5 separate regions of the Mus musculus genome follow, and regions 1, 2, 3 and 4 are each linked to region 5. The links are chromatin loops, found by intact Hi-C in ENCODE. Cell type or tissue: heart. All regions are shown on one strand. Region 1 overlaps 2310001H17Rik (RIKEN cDNA 2310001H17 gene). Region 2 has its middle 15 kb from the start of Cd69. Region 3 holds the start of Fkbp4 (FK506 binding protein 4). Region 4 holds the start of Itfg2 (integrin alpha FG-GAP repeat containing 2). Region 5 has its middle 24 kb from the start of Klrb1c.

The links. A loop is a pair of places that touch in the nucleus more often than their neighbours do. Peaks named below come from ENCODE experiments on the same cell type or tissue, not always from the same donor. Only the 100,000 strongest peaks of a DNase experiment are listed, where the experiment ranks them.
Region 1: it touches region 5 in a loop (3-fold over the local background); 3 of 42 quality-filtered maps call a loop at or near these places.
Region 2: a loop joins it to region 5, with 2.9 times the contacts of the local background. A loop is called at or near these places in 3 of 42 quality-filtered maps.
Region 3: it touches region 5 in a loop (2.4-fold over the local background); 3 of 42 quality-filtered maps call a loop at or near these places.
Region 4: it touches region 5 in a loop (2.9-fold over the local background); 3 of 42 quality-filtered maps call a loop at or near these places.

What each region holds. Positions count from the first base shown.
Region 1 is chr6:129,230,675-129,235,674 of GRCm38, reverse strand. It overlaps 2310001H17Rik (RIKEN cDNA 2310001H17 gene), which reads left to right. Exons shown (of 4, transcript NR_040268.1): 3 at 2,522-2,611; 4 at 2,728-3,052. Among named protein-coding and RNA genes, the nearest start is that of 2310001H17Rik, 5.3 kb to the left of the region's middle. In heart, no CTCF peak of the experiment used is centred here; a DNase peak (open chromatin) is centred at 2,664.
Region 2 is chr6:129,258,216-129,263,215 of GRCm38, reverse strand. No RefSeq gene overlaps it. Among named protein-coding and RNA genes, the nearest start is that of Cd69, 15 kb to the left of the region's middle. In heart, a CTCF peak has its summit at 2,972; no DNase peak of the experiment used is centred here.
Region 3 is chr6:128,435,913-128,440,912 of GRCm38, reverse strand. Fkbp4 (FK506 binding protein 4) reads left to right here and starts at 2,257. Exons shown (of 10, transcript NM_010219.4): 1 at 2,257-2,507; 2 at 4,199-4,343. The coding sequence starts at 2,403. Gm10069 (predicted gene 10069) reads right to left here and starts at 2,156. Exons shown (of 5, transcript NR_028593.1): 1 at 1,526-2,156; 2 at 1,217-1,398. In heart, a CTCF peak has its summit at 2,294; DNase peaks (open chromatin) are centred at 1,792, 2,192, 2,782, 3,072 and 1 weaker place; H3K4me3 peaks cover 3,228 bases; H3K27ac peaks cover 2,766 bases.
Region 4 is chr6:128,421,570-128,426,569 of GRCm38, reverse strand. It overlaps Itfg2 (integrin alpha FG-GAP repeat containing 2), which reads left to right and starts at 1,660. Exons shown (of 12, transcript NM_133927.1): 1 at 1,660-1,852. The coding sequence starts at 1,757. In heart, no CTCF peak of the experiment used is centred here; a DNase peak (open chromatin) is centred at 1,889; H3K4me3 peaks cover 1,714 bases; H3K27ac peaks cover 1,683 bases.
Region 5 is chr6:128,761,698-128,766,697 of GRCm38, reverse strand. No RefSeq gene overlaps it. Among named protein-coding and RNA genes, the nearest start is that of Klrb1c, 24 kb to the left of the region's middle. In heart, a CTCF peak has its summit at 2,248; DNase peaks (open chromatin) are centred at 2,337 and 3,227; H3K4me3 peaks cover 1,398 bases; H3K27ac peaks cover 362 bases.

The DNA of each region.
Region 1 (5,000 bases), 470 kb before region 5:
TTGTAAGCCCCTCCTGAATCTGCAGGGTGTCTGAGCCCATTTCCATCTTCTGGACAGAGACAAGGAAGGAAACGTACAATATGGCTGCTAACCTGCTCCCCACCCTTTTCCTACCCACTGACACCCACCCTCAGAGGGCTTCCATCCCAACATGCTATGTGGAAGAAGTCCTCTATTTTTTTTTTTTTTCATATTGAGGATTTTTGTTTTTTTTCCATGAAGTCATTTTCCTTGTGTCAATGCCTTCTTTCTCTACTCTTGTTGGGCAGTGGAAGGGATAAGCAAGGCTCTCTGTATTGGTAATGGGTAGCTCTAGGTAACTGGCTGGGGGGGTACACAAATGAGCTGAGAAACATCTCTTCTTCCTCCTCCAAGTCCTGTCCCACAGGCTGTGGCACCAGTATGTAGGGACCTGAAGGAAAGAATGGGTGTTGTACTTCTAAAAAGATAAGGAGAAAAGAAATATGTTTGGTGAATAAGTAGTCAGGTTTAGGGAAGGGGGTGCCTCTGCAGGCCCTTGATAAGGCATCCCTTCCCCCTGAGGGACCAGCTACAGGATGGTATAGTACGGAATAGTTTATTCAGGGCATGGGGAGGGGAGTTGAGATGGTAGTAGAGACAGAGAAAGGTGGGGGTAGGGGGGGTGGGGGTGGAGAGTAGGGAGTAGGGGCTGGCCATGAGCACTTGGAGAGAGAGGGAAGGGGAATGTGGGGGGAGGGACAGGACGAGAGGACAGAGCAGAGCAAGAAGGCAAGAGCAAGAGGGAGAGAGGAGGGGCAAGCAGCCCCTTTTATAGTGAGTCAGGCACACCTGGCTGTTGCCAGGTAACTGTGGGGGCAGAGTTTAGACAAAATGCTAACAATGGGTGCTGGGGTCAGTTGGACATAAAGGACTATAGAGACCCTGGAGGCTTGAACACTCCCATCCACCTGCAGAAAGTGAAAAATAAGGCTGAGTTCTGCAACATTTCCTGCCTTTCAACAGCAACTAGGTGGGTAACCACGCTGGCTATTTCTGCTGTTAGATCAGAAACTTTTGTTTCCCCGGCCCCCAACAGAAGGAAGTGAGATTGAGATATTCTGGGTGGCAAAACACCCTAGGAAAAACACGTACAACATCCACAGAACCATAACCATAATCTGTCAAACCCACCAAGCTACTCACCAAACACACATGCACACGTGCACACATGCACACACGCGCACACACACACACACACACACACACACACACGCACGCACGCACGCACGCACACACGCACACACGCACGCACACACGCACACACGCACACGCACACACACACACACACACACGCACACACGCGCACACACACACACACACGCACACGCACGCGCACGCACGCGCACGCACACGCACACGCACACGCACACACACACACACACACAAGAAAGCTATGACAAAAGGAATCAGTTTCAAGAAAACTCAAGCGTGTTTTGCCAGTGGGAAGGGATGGGACAGCACTACCTCAATCACTTCTCTAAGTCTAAAACTAAAACAGCTACGGTTTGTTTATTTGTTTGTTTTAAAGAAGTGTTCTGCCCCTTACAGATGGTACTTCTTCAAACGTTGCTTACACTGTTGTGTAAGAGATTGTGGGCCAAGGTTGGGTGGAGACAGATGGGGAAATGCTAATGTTTGTAATTTTGGTGAAAAGGGGGACCCAGAGAATAATGGGTTCCAAGGTGGGAACTCGGGTGTGTCGAGGATGGGAACGAAGCCAGAGACCAGAGGTACAATTACTTCTGACACTCTTCACAGGTTTGTTGAAGGTGCGCCTCATTGGGGGTCTGCTCAGAACACTTGCATGTGGTCAGCAGAGGGTGACTGGAGATCAACTTTGTCCTTCAGAGATCAAAATATAGAGAAAGCTGCTAAGGTGTCTGGGGGAGGGGAAATCAAACGTAATTGAGGAAAAACCTGGGGATTGGATGGGAGAGGGATACCCGAGGTCCCACCTCTAGCTGAGGAACTAACAACAGCAGTGGCGCCAGGAGGAGGGTCTTCAGAGGTGCAGTTCTGAGGAAAATGGGCAACTGGCAAGGCATAAGAGACAGAAATAGGAGAGTTGGAGGGAATACACTACATTGTGTCTTATATATGACATGTTCAAAGAATAAATTTTAGGTATATACTTAGAAAAATATGCTGCTGCTGTAACAACCTGTGGTCCAAATTCATGACTCTAATACAGGGCTGAAGATGGCCATGGTGCTGATTTCATTACAAGGGCAATTTTATTTGGCAGTTATGTTATCCTCTTCTATAACAAAACAAAAAGTAGCAAATAATAATACCTTATAAAAAGGGGAACGCCAGGGCCAAAAAGGGGGAGTGGGTGGGTAGGGGAGTGGGGGTGGGTGGGTATGGGGGACTTTTGGTATAGCATTGGAAATGTAAATGAGCTAAATACCTAATAAAAAATGGAAAAAAATAATACCTTATAAAGAAATATGAAAACAACTAGACATAACCAACACGACCTTAATTGTCATTGATGTAGGACCACCTGACATGGTTAAACAGCCCTGGCTTAACGTTCCAGACACTGCTGCCAATACTTGCGGCTGTTAGTTCCTGATTTCTGCTTAAGGTCGGTACTTTCCAGTAAAAACCGCCTAGATACGCCTCTGCCCATATTTGACTAACAAAATGCGTGTTAGCACAGCTTCCTGATGAGCTGTCTTGCAAATCTGTCCTATGCTGCAGGCTTTGCAGTTCTGCTTATAGTCCTGTGATCAGAGACACTTCCTCCTGTGGCAGCTGAATTCCACGTTTCCCGAAACAGGATTTCCCTATTTTGTAGAGAACTTCCATGATTGAATCTTCCTGCTTCTGGAAATAAAATGGGTAGTCCCTTGCATACAAAGCTTGGAGGGTGTCTCTCATTCTTCTCTTCTTCTGCTTTTTCTCATCTACCTGAGAATAATTTTAAATGGATCGAAGGAATGAATGTCAGCCACCAAACTGAGAAGTTGACTTGCCTTTAATCACCTGTAACTTTGTTAGAATAATAAATTCTGTAGAAAGCTAATCTCTGTGTTGTTTGTCTTTTGTTGTTTTGTTTTTTAAGTGGATCAAATAGTTTCCAAATAACATTGGCTAAGGTTTGAATACTAAATGTCTCCCTGAGGCCTATGTGTCTTGCTAGGCAGCCTGTGACACTGTTGGTTGGGAAAGAGCAGGAACTTAAAGATCTGGGACTTACTGGAAGTAAACTAAGTCACTGGTGACTGTGCAAACGACAGCTCTCACCCTAAAGGGAAGAAGAGGTAGTTTACTGGGAAACCATTTTGAGTGACTATGGCCCAGGAACATAGATTTAGGTTACTCCACATTCCATATTCCAACGTGGAAACAGTTCTATGATGTTTAAGGATGCCACAAATCAATGTGAGTTTAAAATACACTGGTAGGAACATGAGAGAGGCAGGGAACAGCAATCTCTCCTCGAGGCTTCGCACACTATCTGATGACATTGTTAGCCTGGGGAGGCTAGTTGACTGCTAAGTCTTTTGGTATTCCAAAAGTCTTTCCCCCTTAATCACAGGATGTGGTAGTTCAACACAAACATGGTCTAGGAATTCAGAGCTAAAGGAAATGAGGAGCAACATTCCCACTTCTTATCTGCCAATCTTTGAAGACATAACTTCTCTTCAAGGATGCCCATTGACACCAGGACTATAGTTTTGGAAGATTATGTGACTCTGTTGCCCTTTTCCTTTCATTTCTTTACAGGGGTGGGCAGTTCTGATCTCCCCTAAAACCTCCCCAACCCCATTCTTGTGTGTAACCTTAACACGGGCCCAGAAGCAATTGGGCCAACCAGCCATAGTCTGAAACTTATGCAACTACTACCACCAAAAATGAGCCTCTTCTCTTCATAAGTTGGCCATCTTGGGTGCTTTGTTATATCATCAGAAAGTTGTCACAATGTCCTTTACCAAGTAACTTTACCCCATATTACTCTGAAACAGAATTCTCTGTGCTTCTTCCTCATTGGTTTATTGTTCCTTCCATAAACTTGACCTCAATTACACCACCACCTCCTCCTCCTCCTCCTCCTCCTCCTCCTCCTCCTCCTCCTCCTCTTCCTCTTCCTCTGTGCCAGAAAATTTCTCAGGCATTTAATTCAATGGATCTATTAAAAGGGTAATAATAACTCTTGATGCCCTTTTATCACAAAGGCCTATTGTCAGGAATTCAAATGGATTTGCTTCCAAATATACTATAAGAAAATTATTTAGGTGTGGCTTGCCTTAGCTACAGAGTGAGTTCAAGGTCTGTTCGACAACCCAGTGAGAACCTTTCTTAAAATGCCTCCTATAAAGAGGGTCAGGAATAGAGCTCTGAGATAGAGTGCTGATCTAGCACTCACAACACTCTGGGTATGACACCAGTTGTGTTTTATAAAAAGATAGGAAAAGGCAGGGATATGTTCAATGGAGGTGAGGTAAGGTGTTGGGGAAGGGGGTGCCTCTGAGGGACCTTCCCCCTCTGCGGTACCAGCCACAGGACGACAGTATAGTATAGAATAGAGTTTATTTAGGGCATGGGGAGGGGAGTTGAAAAAAAGGCAGAGAGAGAGAGAGAGAGAGAGAGAGAGAGAGAGAGAGAGAGAAGAGGCCAGCCATGAGTATGCAGGGAGAGAGAACGGGGAGAGGAATTGGGAGAGAAAGTGAGGAGGGGTCAAGCAGCCTCTTTTATAGTAAGTCAGGCACACCTGGCTGTTGCCAAGTACCTGAGGGGCAGAGCCTAGACTAAATGCTAACAATTCTTCCTACCCTCTCTCCCGTTTTGGTTCAATTTAAAAAGGAAAACTTAGAAAGAGGTGATCATGGAGCAGGAGTAGGGTCGTCATGTTCTTTAGCTACTCCCTGCTGACTTTGGTGCAATGTATCTCTGGGAAGCCTAGGAAAATGGGTAGGGGGATGTTGGTCCAGTCTTAGGAGAGTTGGCTGTTTCCTTGCTGTTCAGGGTCT
Region 2 (5,000 bases), 500 kb before region 5:
AACAATGTTTAGCAGTGGAGAATTAAGTAAAGGATCTCTTGCTAGGGCTCCTTTCCCTGGTCAGCCAGCCAGGAGTCTCTTGCTGGCCAGACAAGAAGCTCTGAGCTTGTTAACTCTTTGTGGACTACTTAGACAAGAGAAGAAAATAAAATCTTTTACACAGGCAATATGCATAGGTATACACACATTCATATACACATACACACAGACTCACACACACACACAAGCTGGACCCCACCATTTGTCTCATCAACTCCACAAGTGTTCCTGTACCAGTGGCCTCCAATGGCACCAGTTCTTTGAAAAAGGCAGCCAAGGGATATGGAGTCAGTGGAGAGACCGAAGTTTATTTATCTTTGGCAATCCTTCTGTCAATAATTCTTTGCTATTTTAAGGCCAAAAGCCATTGGTTTCTGGTAATAAACACTTTCTGTTAGCATCATAAGATTAGGGGGAAAAAAAGAGAGAGAAAGCTTAATTGTTAGGGTTCCCTTCTATCTCACTCAAAGGAGCCCTTGCTCGCCGGGTGAGAGGCTTGCTAACTCTTTTTGAGCCAGAGAGAGAAGAAAGGAAAGGAAAAGAGTCACTCACACACACACACACACACACACATACTGAGTGAAACAGAAAACAGTTACACCACCTTTCTTTTATTGCTTTCAGCTTCTTATAGCTTTTAGACAAAAAGTAATCTATGTAAGAAAGAATTACCTCATATATAAAATATTAAAAATAAAGGAAAATAATTAAAATCCTTTACACATTTAAATATGCATAGACATACACACATTTACACACACATGTATTTTGGTTAGGCATGGTCATCTGTCTCAATCAACTCCACTAGTATTCACGCATGCTTGCATATTCCTACACATGTATATGTGTACACACACACACACACACACACACACACACACACACATACACACACACACACACACACACCACACACACCACAACTGGATGAATGGACAGATGGATGGGGCAGAGCCTCCCAAGCCAACAACCTTATTTCATACCTTCTTAGACAAAAGTTCTTCAGAAAATTACCTCATATATAAGATGTTACATAAAATGGGAGCTATAGACGGATGTTGATAAGTTCAAAGCAGTACTTCATTTGCAACAGTGTACTTTGCCTTACAGAAACTTTGCAGTTTCCTGAAGTTCCACTTATCAGTTGCTGATCTTGGAACCTGAGCTGTTGGTGTTCTGGAGATGGGAACAACCTAAATGACCTTCAATTGAAGAATAGATAAAGAAAAGGTGGTACATCTACACAATGGACTACTACTATTCAGCTAAGGAAAAAAAAAAAAAAAAGACATCATGAATTTTGCAGGCAAATGGATGGAACTTGAGAATCTTATCCTGAGTGAGGTAACCAGGTCCCAAAAGCACATGCATGGTATGTATCTACTTATAAGTGGATATTAGCCATGAAGTGCAGAGTACTCATGCTACATTCCACAGACTTAAGGAGGCTGGACAGGAAGGAAGGCACAAATGAGGATGCTTAAGTCTCACTTGGAAGGGGGAGTGGAATAGTCATGGAAGGCATATGGAGAGAGGGAACTGGGTGGGAGAGGGGATCAGGAGGGAAGTGGAGAAGTCTAGGGTCAGGGCAAGAGGATGGCTGGATGGCCATGAGAATGAATGGTAATTTGCAACTGATGGGGGGTGGACTAGGTAGGGGGCATTTCCAGGAAGAGACAGAGACTTGTAATAGGGGAGGCACCCAAGAATCAGTGGTGGTGTCCTTAGCTGTGATTCATAGCATTAGGAATATGGAGCCTAGGGAGGCTGCCTCTTGTGGCTAGGCAGGAACCATGGGGGAGCAATAGGGACACCAACCCACCCACAAACTTTTGACCCAACACTTTTCCTATCTACAGGAAATGCAGGAATTGGTGATAGAGCCGAGACTGAGAACAGCCAACCAATAACTGTCCAACTAGAGATCTATCCCACGGGCAATAACCAATCCCTGACACTATTAATGATACTCTGTTGTAATGCAAACAGGAGTCTAGCATGGCTGTCCTCTGAGAGGCTCCACCCAGCAGCTGACTCAGACAGATAGAGATAATATCCACCGCCAGAGGGTAGAGCTTGGGGACTTTTATAGAAGAATAGGAAGAAGGATTGCAGTCTTTGAGGGGATAGTAGTGCCACAGGAAGACAAACAGAGTCAACTAACCTGAACCCTTGGGACTCTCAGAGACTCAACCATCAACCAAAGAATATGCATGGGTTGGACCTAGGCCCCTCGTACATATGTAGCAGAAGTGCAGCTTGGTCTTCAAGTGGGTCCCGAACAAAAGTGAATAAGTAATAGTAATAAATTTAAAATCGATCAAGTTAAACCTCCCAAAAAAACTTTTTTCCTAAAATTACTTGAATCAAATCTTGAATTCTGTAAAACCATTAACTCATCTAAACACCATTAATTCATGAATGTTCATCTTTATATTGGTCTGCAGGAAATTTTCTCAATAAGGTGGGATAATGACCAGGAATTGTTAAGCTGTGTAATGGTGACAGGAAAGGCATATCAGCTTCAAGAAGCAATCCTGACACCTTACCTCTCAGAGCTCACGCATTGTAGGCCATGCCAAAAAAAAAAAAAAAAAAAAAAAAAAAAATGGTGGGCCATCTTCAAGAAAGTTACCTGCTAGCCTTAATCTCTGACAGTGAAAGATTAGGCCTCCTATTCTACGATACGTGTACAAAATATCTTTATATTTTATATACTGTATTTTTCCCAAAGTGATAATTTTCTGTTTCTTAGTAACTTCAAGTGTTGTCAGTCATAAGAATATGTTTAATTTAAACCAACACAAATATAGATCCCTTATATGTAATAATTTCATTATTCAAAGCTCACATGTACTTTCCAGTGACAAATTACCAATATTAAAGAGGAGTTTGTTTTCAACCCAATACAACACCCTTACTGCAGAGCTCTCTAGTGGTGACATAGAGCCACTGCACTTTTATTTTAAGTATGTTTCTATGTGAAACATGATTTATCTGTTGGTGATCATGGCTCAGCAGGTAAAAGTGATGATCTGCCAAGCCTAATGAGTTAAGCTCAATGCCCTAGACCTATTTAGCAGAAGAAACACTATATTTGTGAATAAGAGCCAAATGGTGGAAAGAATCAACTCCTGAAAACTCTCTTCAAACCTCCACACATGCATGCTCACATACACATAAAAGAAAACTAAAACTTTGTTGGTGACTATGGGTCATAATGATATGTGTATGTTTCAAAATTGCAAAGAGGATAAATTTCAAATGTTTTCACCTTAAGTAGAAAGGGCTTTGAAGTGATGGTTTTTTAAGATTACGTTTTTATTTATGCATATTCTAGACACACGAAATCATGCAGCAGATACCCCAGGGTCCTTCCCTTCAGCAACATGATTTCAGTCTGTATATGTGACTGGCATTGTGTGTTCACCCATGATCAGCTAGTTACTTTATGGCATTTCCATGCACATCATATGATAGTAAAGAACATTTATGTGTGTGAAAATGTAAACTACATTGCTGTCAATTAAAAGCAATGGATGTAATGAAATTATCTGTTGCTTGATATTAAATATAAATGTGGCTATGCATGCCACCATAGTAACATATTACCATGGTAATTAAAGGTTGTTTACCTTATACACTACACATACTCATCCTGTGTTATTAGCATATTGTACATTGTCACATAGTACTTTCTTGTGTGGTTAAGAGAGGCTGACAGATATGTGGGTTGGTTTCTGGTGTTTAATATTTCAAATGATGCTTCTGTTGTTGTTCCTGTTCAGTTCCTTAGGGATATGTATATGCTAATTTCTTTTGGTGTTATAGCTGTATTATATGGTCCTAATTTGCTCATTTATAACAGGTAATGCTAAATACATTTCTTACGCGGTTATTTCAATCCACATTCACAGGAGCAGTATATGAGTTCCCATGGCTCAACATGCTTGCTAAATTTGATACTTTTACCTTTTTAAAAATATTGAGTTGATATATACATATATTTGTTGTTCAAATTGTTTACACTTGATTCGTTACAATGGAGGTTGAACACCTTTTGTCCTTCTACTTGGAATTTTTTTATGCTGCACTTTGCCTCTCAATTTTGCAGTTCTACTTCATAGGTTCTACTAAATGGATAACGAATTGATACTGATGGGTTGTCCTGTGGAAAATCAACCAGGAATAACTACCTTCACAGGCTGCAAGTTATAAGATTTGGGGGAGAGAGAGCTGGGGTGGTGGTGGTGGTGGTGGTGGTGGTGGTGGTGGTGGTAGTGATGGTGTGTGTGTGTGTGTGTGTGTGTGTGTGTGCATGCATGCAGTACCCATGGAAGCCAGAAGAGGGCATCATAGCCCCTCAAGCTGTAGTTACTGGTAGCTGTGAGTGGCCCCACTGTGTTATTGGGAACTGAACTCTGGCTCTTCGAAAGATCATGATGTATTCTTAACCACTGAGCCATCTCCTCCACAGGTAACAGTATTTTGTGTTGTCTGACTCTTGAGTGAGCAAGCATACACATGGTCATGTCAGTTTTCCTTGGGACTATCTAAATGGCAAGATCCTTTCTCTATATACCACTATGGGAGATGTATATATCACTGTGTTTTAGAGACTCAGTGCCAATCATTAGAAAAATATCCCAAGGCCAAAGGCCAAAAAGAAACACGAGTTTTCGTATTAAACTTTAAGTGGATTTTAAAATGTTCCAATGAAAAGTTCATTTTTATTTTAATTATGTTTTCTACATGGGCATGTGAAGGCACCCTCCTTAAAATTTATTTTTTAGTTGTTACAATATAAAGAAAACTTAAACAGTGATTTCCAGTTAGTCTTGGAGTTGGTCTTTCATATGGCGATTTTTGTATACTTTTTCTCTAAGACTTATTTTATTACTGTTAAGTGAGTGGGGCTGGAAGATAATTTATTTACACTCATGTGTACAAGTTCCTGCAGA
Region 3 (5,000 bases), 330 kb after region 5:
CTCCATGTTCCTACTGCAGTGCTCCATGCCCTTACTACAGTGCTCCATGCTCCTACTGCAGTGCTCCATGCTCCTTCTGCAGTGCTCCATGCCCTTACTGCAGTGCTCCATGTTCCTACTGTAGTGCTCCATGCTCCTACTGCAGTGCTCCATGCCCTTACTACAGTGCTCCATGCCCTTACTGCAGTGTTTCATGCTCACCGCCATCCCCACACACATCACATTATAGCAGTGGCCATCACCTATCCACTTACCACTGGAAGCCAAGTGCTGCACTAGACACACCGGAACATTCCCTCCTTTGTAACCACTGGGTCACCCTATTGACAGGACTCACAGACAAAACCTGCCCCAGTTTTGACAGCTATACTGCAAGGTGAGCCAACCCTTTGCTTATTGCTAACCAATAAGAGCTGTCTATCATAACCTTAGGTAACTTTGTGCCCGCAGTCTGCAGGCACTGAGTGCTGGTGCTGAGTGCTCCACTGGGAGGTGCTCATGAGATCAAAGGAGTTAGGCCTCCAACAATGCTGTTCTCAGGGAAGAGACACAAACTCACTGCTAATACTTTCTCCATCACAACTTGCTGTGCCAGATAACACCCAAAGACCATAATCAGCAGGTACCTATGTGAGCACCAGAAAGATAAGTACCATGTGCAAGGCAGTGGTATACAAAGGCTCCATTCACTACCAAGAGCCTTCACTACCAGAGTAGCCACACACACACCCCACATATTCTCTGGCAGTGTCTCTAGCCACCTAACAAATCAGACCATGGTTAAACTCATGAGACTATAAATTGCTGGAAAGAGTAGCTTACTTCTACAACCCATTTGTTTGGTTCCATCAGAAGGGACTACAATAAAATACCTAATATACTTAAACCATCATAATAAGGGTTATTATTATTTCACTTCTTTGGGAGGGATAATAGGGCACAAGTGTGGATGTCAAAAGACAACTTTGAAGGGGTTTTCTCAATACTGTGGGTGTTAGGGATAAAACCCAGGTCTAAAGACTTTCAAAAGCACCAACATCCACTGAGCCATCTCGCAGGCACCATATAATAACTAGCTTATTGCCTACTTAAACGCCATCACTTGCGTTGGACCACGAACAGCACCATGCTGGGCACACAGAGACAAAAAGTTCATTACACTGGAATGAAAACTCGCAAAGCCAATAATACAATAGGCAGGTCTGATAGCACTCACCAGGCTGTATAACTGGGTACTAAACTGCTGGGCAGAGTCAGGACCTCTCCAGACAGATCTTCCATCAAGCCAGCACTGTTCCGGTAATCAGAACTTCATGGTTTTAGCCACACAGACTCAGAACTCCACAGGCATCTCATAGGAGCAGCGAGCAGGTTGAGAAAACCTTCCTTCCTATTCACCTTTAGTAAAGAGGGGGAAGGGGGAAAAAATTTTTTTTTCGCGTGAGCTGAAACCATTTTGTGTGCCAGTACTAACCAAAAAAGGCTGATTAGTATGGTGGGAGAAAAGGAATTTTAACACACGTACCTCCACTTACAAGTCTATGGCTCTTATAAATCTGCTCATGGCATTTTTGCGGTGGGCCTGCCAGGCTGCAGGGAGGGCAAAGTTGTGTCCGATCTGTGCACCTGGGCTGAAACTGTCCCTACGGGGCCCACACTTTCAATCCCTCGACCTCTCTTTCCCACACTGCTCAGGTGCCCACGCCTGGAACCATGGGCATCTGTGGCACAATCACGGGAGGCCGATCTTTGCCACTTCACATCTGACTGCCTGTCTCCAGCTATTCCGCTGTGGGCCTGGGTGAGCAGGGCCGGCCACGAGGCAGGCCCGGACTTGGGAGGCTCGCCACTTGGAGTCCTGAGGATAGAGAAGGATCTGGAAAAATCGCTTAGACGCGGGCAGAGGGGTGGGGTAAGGGTGGGGGTGGGGCGGAACGACATAGGGAAGATTGTGATCCCAGAGGTCCTGGTGTAGGAGGAGGGCACTCCTAGGGGCCATCAACCAGAAAAGCAAATCTTAACAAAAACGACACAAACAAACAAAAAAACCAAACCACTCCAGTACCCTCAGTCCAAGAGCCTCAACCCGTTTAACCGCTTCTCTAGAAAGTTCTCCGCTCCCGCCCCTTTGCAGCCCGCTCGTGCCGCTCCTCCCTGCCCCGCCCCCGAGGCGGAGGGGACCAATTGCAGGCCGGGCCGCGCCAGGCCCGCCCCTCGGCGTCACCCCACTCGGCCGCCGCCGGCGAGCGCGCGGATAGCCGGGTGCGCGAGCCTGGAGCGCGGTTCGAGGTGGGCAGCGCCGCCTTCCGCCGCACGCCGCCCCGTCGCTCACTCCGGTCGGCGGCCAGAGTGCCGTGCTCGCGCTTGCCACACTCTCGCAGCCAACGGTGCGCCCAGCGGCCATGACCGCCGAGGAGATGAAGGCGGCGGAGAACGGGGCGCAGTCGGCGCCCCTGCCTCTCGAAGGAGTGGACATCAGCCCCAAACAGGACGAGGGCGTGCTCAAGGTGAGGGGCCGCGGAGTCCTCGGCTGCAGGCTCATGGGCCTTGGGGGTACCGCGGCCGGAGGATGGGGGGGATTCGTCTTCCCTGCGCAGGCTGCAGCCCTGAAAACGGCACGGCGGCTGCACGCTCCGGAGGGTGCGGCCCGGGTCCGGGAAGAAGCCCCCACTGCAACGCCAACTCGATCCGGCTGCACTGTGCGGCTGAGAGGGGCGGAGCGGAGCGCGAGAGCCGCTGCCAGGGGGCCCGGGCGGGGTGCACGAGGCTCGGGCGCGCCGAGGGACTCAGGCCTCGCCTCCCGGGAACCCCTCGGCCGCAGCGTGCGCCGTCCACCTGGACGAAGGTGCGCCAGGGCTCGCCCACTTGAAAGTTAAACATTAGCTAGGACCTGAAACGGCTCCCGGGAGCAGGTTCCTGGCCCAAAGCCCTTTGTGCCTTTCTGCGCCCCTTTTGCAATCGCCGAGATCCAGCGAGGTCACGGGCTCGGCCATGCTGTGCCCCCTTTCTCGGCCCGGGGAGAGCGAGAGCGATGCATGCCGGGACCTGTAGTTCCTCGCCTGCCCCTCCTGAGTCTTTCTGAGTTGGGGGGTACTGGGTGCTGGCCATGGGGGGAGGTGCATTGCCTTAGAGCCAGCGGCTCACTAATCGCCTGACTGCAAATAGCCCGAGGAGCGAGGGGGAGGGCGCCCTGACCCGGGTCGGGACAATGGACGCCGTTTCAGAGCAGGTTCTGCCAGCAGTCCAGGACGGTGAAATCCTAACCTGCATTGCATGTCTCCCTGCATCCATTGTTTCTCCTCCGTGAGTCCCATTGCTCAGTTTCTAGTGTGTGTGGCTTGTGCAAACCAGAGACCTTAGGGAGCCTCGTTGGTCCAGAAATGCTCCTGGCTTTTTACCTCAACTCTTGCTGCTCCCCGTGAACATGTGGCCCTTTCTCCTTTGCGCTAGGTTCTGATTCCCAGACGGGGTCTGTTCCTCTTTTATCCTCCATTCCTTCGCGGGGCCCTGTACATTCTTATCAAGGAAGCCTTAGAGGATGGGTTCCATATCTACCTATTGGCTCTCCTATGGGGTCACCATATATAAGAATGTTAAGCAGAAATAGACGCCTGCCTATACACGCAGGAGAGATAAAGGACTCCTTGGCTTGCCAGACAGGTAGTTTCCCTTCCCACATGTAGTTTCCAGCGCCTGATACAGAGCCTTTGTGCTCGGCTGTAATCTGGTCCTTCCTTTTTCCCAGTTTTGAGGGGATCTTTTTCTTTTCATTACTCCTGTTCCTTTCTATTCAAACCAGACCCTGATCTGGTGATCCACTACTTTCTATCAGGTTTTTGTTTTTATTTTTGTTTTCCCCCAAACACCTCTGGAGGATAGGGGTTGTCCTCAATGCCTGACCGATAAGTTCTGGATAGTTTAGCAACTTGTCCAAAACCATAGACAAAACTTGAACCCAAATTATATGCAGTTCTCTAAAGCAAGACCTGGAGGGAGATGGCTAGGGAGGTTAGTTGAATCTAAGCTAATCACTGGTATCCATCATTTGAAGACTAAGCTCTCGGACCTGCTGAAAAGAAGCAGGGGGCAGTGGGTGCAGCCGAGTCCATCCAGTATGTGTCTTTGGGGGGCTTATGGGCAGTTGGGGCCCTTCTGCCCACATCCTTAGGTACTCACCTTCTCTTCCCCTCCCCCCCAGGTCATCAAGAGAGAGGGTACAGGCACAGAGACACCCATGATCGGGGACCGAGTCTTTGTCCACTACACTGGCTGGCTGCTAGATGGCACAAAGTTTGACTCCAGTCTGGACCGCAAGGACAAATTCTCCTTTGACCTGGGAAAAGGTAGGCTTGGTTAGTGGGTTGGCAGGATAGATAGGCTCCGAAGTTGATAGCAGCTGTCACAAGAAAAAGTGACGTTCCCAGCCAAGCTGGAGCTGGGCTCAGCACTGCTTACCTATGTTTCCAGCGACCAGAGATTGAGGCAAGCCTTGAGCCAGTAGTAGTTCAAGCCAGCCTTGGCAAAAAAGCACAAACTAGCCCTCACAAAAGAAAAGGCCACCAGAAGGAAGCTTAAGAAGGAATGGCCACAGCCGGGCGTGGTGGCGCACGCCTTTAATCCCAGCACTCGGGAGGCAGAGGCAGGCGGATTTCTGAGTTCCGAGGTCAGCCTGGTCTACAGAGTGAGTTCCAGGACAGCCAGGGCTATAGAGAGAAACCCTTCCTCGAAAAAAAAAAAAACAAAAAACAAAACAAAACAAGAAGGAATGGCCAAGAACCCATATGTTACCCATCCTGTGTTTCCTTCTCCTCTTGTGGGACAGACCAGTTCCTCCTTAACCGCCTCATCGATCCAGCGCTTCCCTTGCTTCTTGAACTGTGTTGCAGGGTTGAGAGATCTTTTAATGTCCTAAGAACAACACCGCCCTGCTTGTCCCCTGGTCCTCTTTCTAGAGGTGTTCAGATTCTGCTTGGGTGTAGTGCAGTGTCTATCTTTGGGGA
Region 4 (5,000 bases), 340 kb after region 5:
TTTAAGTTTGGTTCTGTTTTCTCCCTAATAGAACGAGATGACAGCAGGTGAGTTTATAGCACCGGGTATACCCAGGTGACTTAGACCTTCTAAGGGTTGTAGCCATCCCCACAGCTCACTACCAGTAACAGGGACTGGTAACTGGGAATGGATCTGCAGTGCCTTTTTCCTTTCTACTTTGAGCTGTCAGAGCCACGAAAACCAAATCCATCCTTTCCTCTAGGGTAGAAAGGTCTCTCATCTCAGACTTCTTTCACCACCTTTGACATAGAACGTAGGACATCTCTGGTCCAGCACCCCCTAAGATGAGAAGCCAAATGTAGATTAGCTTGCACATGTAAAACTAAAGGGTTTTCCTCCTTAAGAGAGTCTCAGTGTGTTTCAGGCTGGCCTCAGACTGCATGTGATTGACAATAATCCTGAACTGCTGCCTCTGCGTCCCTAGCGCCAGGACTACAGGAATTTCTATCGAGTGTCTTTTGTTTTTATTGACTTTTTGTTGGAGATGGGGTCTCATGTAACCAAAGCTGACATAGAATTACACAGCCAAGGCTGATACTGATCTCTTGATCCTCCTGCCTCTGCCTCCCAGGTGCTAGAATTACAGGCGAGCACTACCACATGTAGTTTAACTAACACTCCTGTTGCCTTGATCACATCTCAGAAGAAAGGCAGAACCTGGTTTATCAGGGAAAGTATCCCAAGCAGCCCCAGTCATGAGAATAATGGCCCCACCTAAACTAGAGTAAGGCCACTAGAAACAGGTCTCTTTGTGCTGGGGTGGGGCTACATCATGCCTCGGGTCCAGAATCCCAGCAGCCTTCACTTCCATGGGAACTGCAATAGTGACAAAAGAGCTCTAACATTTTACATCAGACATCTTGGTTTGAATCTCACGTCTACCACTTTCTGCAAAGTTACTCAATCTTGATGAACATGGTTTCCTCACCTGAAGAAACAATAAAGCTTACATAATTTTGCTGATTAAATAATACATGTAAGGTGTGCTTTGCAATAGGTATTTTTCAAACTGCTGCCCATAAAGTACACAGCATAATTTTTTCATTATAATCCAGGGTATATATATATATATATATATATCCCCAAAACAAGGCTTTAACAAAATAACACGATTTACTACTTAGATCTTTTTCTCTTTGTCTGTTTTCATATTTTTAAAATCTTTGTGGTGGCTCTCCTGCTACATGTGTATGTGTGCATCACCTAGGTGCCTGGGAAGCCAGAAGAGGTTGTCTGGCGTCGGACTTCTTAGAACTGGAATTACAGATGGATGGGTGCGAGCACCATGTCGGGGCTAGGAATCTTCCCAGGGTCCTCTACAAGAGCAAGCAGCCAGTGCTCTTAATTGCTGAGCTCTATTTTTGGCCCCTTAAGTTTTGTTTTTGTTTTTTTTTTAACGTGGGTTGTAATCCACTACATTGCGTTGACAACTCCATTAGGGAATTTCATAAAAATTGTTGGAAAACAAAGCTGTTAATTATGACGGCTATTACTATGACCCGAGGGATGGTCTGAATCCCCCTCAGAGAAAAAGGTCAAGCCCCAGGTATCAAGTCAGCTCCTGGCACGGAAGGCCCGCCTCCTCCCCTAAGGTTAGGGGAAGAAAGCCGGAACTCAAGGCTTAAGCGGTGACGTAGACTTCCGGTTCGGTGGCCTGACACGCGTGCACGGCTGTCCTGAGGGCTCGGGGGTCGTTTTGGTGCAGTGGCCCGGCACCTCAGCCCTCCAGAGTGCCATGAGGTCGGTTAGTTATGTGCAGCGCGTGGCGCTGGATTTCAGCGGGAGTCTCTTCCCGCACGCCATCTGCCTCGGAGACGTGGATAACGACGCGGTGAGTGCATGCGCACTGCAAACCACTGCATTTGGGCGGAGCGAGATGGGGGTGGTGGGAACGACACGATGGCGTGTTGTGCGCTTGCGCACTGGAGTCAACATGGCGTGCGGAACAGAAAATTTTGATTGACAGTATCGCTCTGAGACCGTCACTGCAGGAGGCTTAGTTGGGCCAGAGCCTCTAGTAGTTATTTTTTGTTTTAGCTTTAAAATTTATGTGTAGAGTGTTTTGCTTGCATGTGTGTCTGTGTACCGTGTGTGAGCAGTGCCCGTAAAAGCCAGAAGAGGAACGCTGGGTCCCCTAGAACTGGCGTTAGAGACATTTGTGAGCTGCCACTGCTGGGGATTAAACCCCATTCCTCTGGAAGAGCTAATGTCCTATCGCTGAGTCATCACTCCAGCCATATTTTATTTTTTTATCATTAATTTTAAGAAGACAGGTTGTTGGTTCTCTTGCACAGTTCAGTGATTGTCAGGATAGGAGGTTGTAAAAGCCTGTTTCCCGCGTTATTTCCTTTCGTAGCCGCAATTCCCTTGCAAAACATCTTTACATTTCAAAGCCCATTTTTTAACCTGTAAATTGCATTTAATAATATCCCTCTACCTATAGCTTTCCCTCCCCCCCCCCCCATTCCCCATGCTACCATGCTTGCCCACACTCTTGGCTGCTATTGCCACACTGTTGTATTGCTCCTACACTGGAATTAACCGGTAGATATCTCTGCTGCCTCCAACCTACCGCAGATACCCCATAATCAGTGTGGACCATGCGAGGCTTCTACTGTGCCTACCCAGAATTGACTCAGGTGTCTGGCGACTTTGTAGTGTTACCTCTTCGTTGAAATACAAAAGCAATTTCTACCTACTTTTTTTCTTTCCTAGGCAGTTGATGCTTTTCTCGTCATTTAAATAAATAAATGCACATTAAGCAGGTAGAACGATGACAGGCACACAGTTAAGGCTCTGGAACTGTTAGTGTTAACAGTATTAGCAGCCCCACCCCACCCCCGCCGCCAGGCCTACCATAGGAAATATTAAAAAAAAAAAAAAATGGGACTGTACCTAGTATGTTCAGATTTCTTTCTTTCTTTCTTTCTTTCTTTTTTTTTTTTTTTTTTTTTTTGGTTTTTTCGAGACAGGGTTTCTCTGTATGGCCCTGGCTGTCCTGGAACTCACTTTGTAGACCAGGCTGGCCTCGAACTCAGAAATCCGCCTGCCTCTGCCTCCCCAGTGCTGGGATTAAAGGTGTGCGCCACCACACCCAGCTTTCAGATTTCATTTCTTGACACCATTACCTAAACAGCACAGCACAGCAGCTTCAGTCCTGCATAACCTAACGGTGGATACTTTGAGGGATGCATTATTGGGTTACTTTGCTGTCCTAACATTTTTTTAAAATATTGATTGATTGATTGATTGATTCTATGTATGTGAGTACACTGTAGCTGTACAGATGGTTGTGAGCCTTCATGTGGTTGTTGGGGATTGAATTTTAGGACCTCTGCTCGCTCTGGTCAACTCAGCTTGCTCAGTCCCTGCTTGCTCCAGCCCAAAGCTTCATTTATTATTATACATAAGTTCACTGTAGCTGACTTAAGATGCACCAGAAGAGGGCGTCAGATCTCATTACAGGTGATTGTGAGCCACCATGTGGTTGCTGGGATTTGAACTCAGGACCTTCAGAAGAGCAGCCAGTGCTCTTACCCATTGAGCCATCTCACCAGCCCCCTGTCCTAACATTATAGTGTATGCTTACACAAACCTGAATGTATTTATCCTGATATATGGAGCCTACCACTGACCAAAGTATATGCAGTATGGGTCTGTATTTAGCCCTTGAGACGATTTAAAGTATATGGTAGCAGCCTGGGGATGTAGCTACCAAACACTTGCCTGACTATGAACAAAGCCCTGGATTGAATTCTCAGTACCACAAAAATAAATAAAAGAATAAGAATTAAGCTGGATGGGATGATGCATGTCTTTCGTCCCAGCATTCGGAAAGCAAGGGCAGGCAGATATCTGAGTTCTAGTCTAGTCTCATCTACAGAGCCAGTTCTAGGACAGCCAGAGCTACCCAGAAACCATGTCTTGAAAAACCAAAAAAGAAAAAAAAAAAAAAAGAACTAAAATGTAGTTGAGATAATGTGTAAATGCTACTGTATGGTTTGATATAAGGCACTTGATTTGAGTATTCACAGAGTTCCTATGATCAATGCCCCACAGATACAGAGAGAGGTTCAACTGTCATTTATGCTTTCCTTATTTTGTTTGTCTAAAATGGGAACTCTGAAGGCACAAATAGTTGTGAGCTGTCATGTGGATGTTGGGGAGCAAACTAGTAAGAGTTCTAAACCACTAAGCCCCTCTCTGAACCGTTTCATCCCCCATACTCAATAATTTGTAAATTACGCTTGCTTTATTTGCATGTTTAAGTGACAGGGCAAGCACACACACATATACATACACACGCTCACAGCCACAGGACAGGTGTAGAGGTCAAAGGACAATTTATAGGAGTTGGTTCTCTCATCCACCAACCACATGGATTCTGTCCAGGGATCAAACTTGGGTTTTTGATTTAAACTTGTTATTAAAGGCAAGTATGAAAAGCAAAATATTACCATATATTACCAAAATATTACCATATAGTGGAGGTGTTGATCCAGTGCTATTTTAAAAGACAAAGCAAATGTGATTGTTTCAAAGCCACCTGAAGAACTTTGCATGGGGTGGGGGCATGGAAGAGGTTGAGAAAATTGACTAGTTAACAAGTGATCAGTTGTACCACATGGTCCATATAAGTGCAGTTATAGTCTGAGAGTGTAGCCCAGTGGAAGGGCACTAATCTAGAACGTGTGCGGCCTTGCATTCTTTCCCCACAGCCATTCTCAAAGAGGGGGTGTTGTGGGGATTGTAGCTAAGCATGATGGTACATGTCTGTAATCCCAGCACTAAAGAGGCAGAGGCAGGAGTGCCACTGCCAGTTCAGCCTGCTCTACACAGCAGATTCTAGGCCACCCAAGGCTACAGAGTGAAACACTGTCTCAACACTACCAATAAAATATGATTAGTAGTCCCCAGACAATTGGAGCTTTGGGAATGGAGACAAAGACTGATTTCAATTTGATAAACCCTTAGCCTAA
Region 5 (5,000 bases):
AACAGACACGTGGTATTTTTTGGAAGCTGTCTGGGAAAGGGGCATGCGATGTTTTGCTAGAGCAGACACTTGAGAGAACACATGGTGTCTGGGATGGGCATAAATATGACCCAACAGACAGTGGGCAACACTGAGTGGTATTACAAGGACAAGGTATTACAAGGTATTAGTTCACCTTGCCACTCTTTGCTGGACATGTTGGGCTTTGCCGTTGCTGGTCTTCGCTGACAGTGCTGTCTGGTGTTGGTTCACCTTGCCCCTCTTTGCTCAGAACCTTGCAGTTTTTTCTGGATTGCGCTGTCATTGCAGATCTGTAGTGGTGTTTGTGAGTGGATTGAGCTGCCACTGCTGACGTGAGTGAACTGAACTGCGATTTCCTGGCAACGCAGACTGGATTCTTCACAAAGAACTATTTCTAAATAGGTCCACATCCTCGATTTCTGTCCAATGCAGAAATTGGCCACTATATCATTTACTTTTCTGATGCTGGGATTGAAAGATCCTGACAGAATGTAAAAGGTCACAGAAGCCCTGAAATTGGCAAGATAGATGTCACTGTTAGCAGAACTAGCTTCACTGATTTAGAAAAATAGAGGTGCACAGTGCTCTGGCCACTCCTGGAACCTGTGTGTCTGCCAATGTTTTGACCATTCCTTGAACCCATGTGTGTGCCCACTGATGAAGCCCATTGCCAGGTGTTTGCTATATTGGTTGCTGGGGAAGAGTCAGAAAATCTCCCCAGCAACCACAGCTCGGCCAATCCTGAGTTGTTACACCTGCACCAGACTCTTTCCTTGTACCCCTCCCATACCCATTTCTTGAGAATAGACATTGTTTAGATCTGGAAATCCCCTACTCCTCTTACTCCTTTCTCCCCTGAGGGCCTATAAAAACTGGGACCTCTTTCCCCTCGGGGTCAACTCCTCTACCCCTGCGTGGGATACGAGTTGTCCCCAGAGCTCTGGCTTTCCCTGAATAAAGCCTCATGTGGTTTACATCAACCTTGGTCTATCGTGAGTTCTTGGGTGTCCACTACTGTCCCGAGGCCTGAGCGAGGGGCTCCTCTAGGAGTCTTTCAGTATAAAACATCATGTCCAAGGCAATCTATAAAAGAAAGAGTTAATTTTGGCTTATATTTCCAAAAGATTAGAATCTATATTAGCAGGGCAGAGCCAGCAAGCAGGCATGATGGCTGGAACAGGATGCTAAGAGCTCAAATCTTGAAGCACAAGCAGGAAACAGAGAGAGACAACTGGAAGTAAGGCGGGACCTTACAGTCTCAAAGCCTGTCCCCAGTGACATGTGACATACTCTTCCAGCAAGGCCACACCTCCTAAATCCAGTGTTCAAATGCTCAAGACTGTGCAGGACATTTCTTATTTAAATCATTACAGTCACCAGTATACATCACCAACAATGAGCAATGTTAGGGGAAAGCTTAAATAATTCCACTAACAATACCAGGAAACAGACTGAATAATTTAGGAATAAACCAAATTATAAATGGGAATGTTTCACATAATGAGAGTCAGAAAACATTGCTGCATGAAGTTAAAGCAAACACTAATAAATGGCGTCTTGGGTTAATGAGTTGAATGAGGAATATTGTTGAGATGGTCAGACTAACAGTGATCTACAGGTTCAAAGCATTCCCTATCAAACACTAATAATGTCTTCTAGAACTGCATGGGAGTTGAATCGTTCAAAACACTTCAAATATGTACAAAGCTGTGGGCTTATTTGAAAACACACTAGTAACCTATAATAATGAAGTAAATATGAGATACTGACATAGAGGAAAAATAGGTCAAAGTGAAAAATAGAGAGCAATGAATATTAAATGTTCACGTAATGGTAACATGGTTTTCACAAGGTTACCAAAACCACACCATGGGGGGCAGGGTCCAGGGGGACGACAGCAACTACAGTCTATTGAGCGAATGATGGAAAAACTGAATGACAGATTTAGGTCTTACTGTTTACCATGTACAAAAATTAAATCTGAATGAGTTAAAGAGATAAACAAAACTCTAACATTCTAAAATTTCGATAGCAAAACATAGAGGAAAATACTAATGTCGTTGTATGTGGTGACTTCTTGGTTGTGACATCAAAGTACTGTCCAGAGACACGGGAATAGGCAAAAGAGGCTGCGTGAATCTTGAAGATGTTTTACAATGGTCTCAGTTGAGACTGAATACAGAGCTGCCTGAGGGTGAGGGAGTGCGCTTCCCGGGAAGACCGGCAGGGAGCGAGAAGCGCCTTCAGGGCTTTTGAGGCAATGAATCCTTGGAGAAAGGGGTGGTGGCCATGAGTTCGGGAGTGTTGGTGAGTCCTGTTTAATGCTAAGGTTTGGGTGGCGGGAAGGTAGGGCGTAGTACTGCAACTAAGGCTCCGGACTCCTCCTCCATGGGCGGGGCTAGTGACGTCATGATAGATCGTAGTTAAATATGTTTGAAAGAGCTAGAACAACCGCCGGTACTGGTGGCGCAGGCCGGTAGGATTTGCTGAAGGAGGCAGAGGCAGGAGGATCTGGAGTTCGAGGACAGCCTGGTCTACACATTTTTTTTTTCTCGCCAAGAAAAGACCAGCTACCGAATGAGATAAAGTACCCATGCCCACTAAAAATCCAACACCCACGAAACCTCATTGCACCCTCATCTCGCTAGGCAACCGGCACCTAGCTCGCACCAGCTTCTCCAGATACAAAAGCACACCTTAAACACGCCTACCCACGCCCTCACTCCGCACTACTCTCTTCCTCACAGGCTCCCTTTCCCTCACAATACCCCTGCTCAGCCACTACAACCCTTAAGTTACATTTCTCTACTTCTACACGCTCAACGGCTCTGCCTCTAGACATCAACTTCAGGGCTCATTGTCTGGCCTCACAGGGAACAGACACAGCACAGAGATCCGCATTCCCAGTCTCTGCTCCACGCCCTGCATGTGATACACAGATTTGTCCTCTCCTGTCTGCCCTATTCTTTTAGCATCGTGACCTCTTTTCCTCTTCACTGTGCCTGGTACACTTTCTGTCTCCACCAGCTGCCTTTGCTGGTGACCCATAGTCTTCCTCCATCCTCCTCCTCCTCCTCCTCCTCCTCCTCCTCCTCCTCCTCCTCTCTTTGATAACTGTCACTACTTCATGAACACCTCTCTGTGTCACCAGGACACAGGCGTTCTCATCCTCATTCATCTTTCAAAGGCTCCTGAGATGAGCTGCCCCTCACTATTCACGGCCCCTTGGTGATCTCTCACATGCCCAGACTCCTGTAGTAGGGCCAGGGTTCCCACGCACGGGGGCAAGCCTTCCTGTCATGGCGCCACTGTGCTTGTATGCTTACTGACCAAGGCTCCACAGGCCTCTAGGTTGACCTCCTGGGGGGAGTTTTGTGTTCTCTGCTAGTGATGGGACTCCTACTGTCCTTGCTAATGTCTGATGCTTGCAGTCGTCAGGACCCAAGCGTCCTCTGTGCTTGTGGAGCTAGAACATAGGGATGAGGCTGGCTCTGGACTCTCAATGTCTTCCTCACATGGCAACTGGGAGGCTGACACTAATTAACTCCTTCTTAAAGCTGAAGAATGTGGGGTCCTGAGCACACAGCAGTCGCTGTGTAATTCTTCCAGACAGCAAGCAACCACGACTGTTGTTTCTACCCTATGGTCGGTTGGGTCCTGTTGTCATCAACATGAGCATATGAGTACTTAGAACCCTGCATGCATGTCCCATGGGCCACAATGTTCCTGGAAACAGTTAGGATGTAGCCCTATACAAAATTGTAAACTTTCTTAAAACATGATGGTTTTGTGTGTATGTGTGTGTGTGTTGTTTGTTTGTTTGTATGTTTTAACTCTATCATGTGATTCTCAAGAGTGAACTTTGTGGGTGACAACATCCTGTTGAAGTGTCAAAAGCTTGGGTATGTCTGTTTGCACACGTGGTCCTTACCGTGTGAATACTGAAGGGGCAGGTTGATGAAGCAGTAGGGCATGGTCCTTCCTAGCTTGTCTTGACTCTAGTCATATAACCAACCAGGTGGTGCTGGGCTATAAGAAAAAGCAAACGGAGCTAGCCATGGGAAACAAGCCAGTTAGCAGCACTCCTCTGTGGCCCCTGCTTCCATTCCTGCCTCCAGGTTCCTGCCTTGAGGTCTGCTTGTTGAGGCTTAAGGGGGTTTAAGAGGTCACAACCCCTTGAATGCACTAAAAGAGGACAGGAATAAAGTCCCGACTGAGGTCCAAGAAAAGACAAAAGCTGAATGGAGTAATGAACTCTCTAGGACCAGAGAGGTGCACTCAGTAAAGACGTATAAACACTGAAGGAAATGCAGGATGAAATGGAGATAAAATTGGAAACCTGATTATTTCATTTGTTAGAGACACTCACAGTTCTGGACAAGGGGCGCCTTCAGACAGCAGCAGCTTTTACTGTGTGAGGACTCCAGTCTTGGTGGAGAGAACCAGACCAGAGCAGACCCTAGCCAGACACAGCTCTGCCTGGTGACATATGTTTTAAAGGCTATTCTAGACCCACAGGCTGAGTTTAAATGGCTGTTATGTAAAGAAGGGGAGGACCCCTTGGGGAGTATTGCAAGGTCACCCGTGGCATTTTGGTAGAGACCAAACTGCACTATGGTCTCTTTGTCCTTCCTTCAAGGCCTCCGGGAAGGCTTAGCAAGCTGAAGGGATGTAGCAAGTTTTCTGTACATGCAAGGGCATCACTCAGTCCAGTGGCTGTGTTCTCATTTTCATCGCAGTGGCTCTCTTGTGAACCTAGCGCACATTGAGAAGACTCAATGAAAAACCTTCCTTAGGAGAATGGAGCAAGTAGAAGATAGAATGTCAGGACGTGAAGGCACAGTAGAGCAGCTGGAACACTCAAACAAAGAAAGAAATAAAATGTATTTTTAAAAATTATTAGTATTATTAAACATTAAATGTTATTAAAGAAAATAATTATTACATATTAAATAATTTAAAATAAATATGTAAGAATT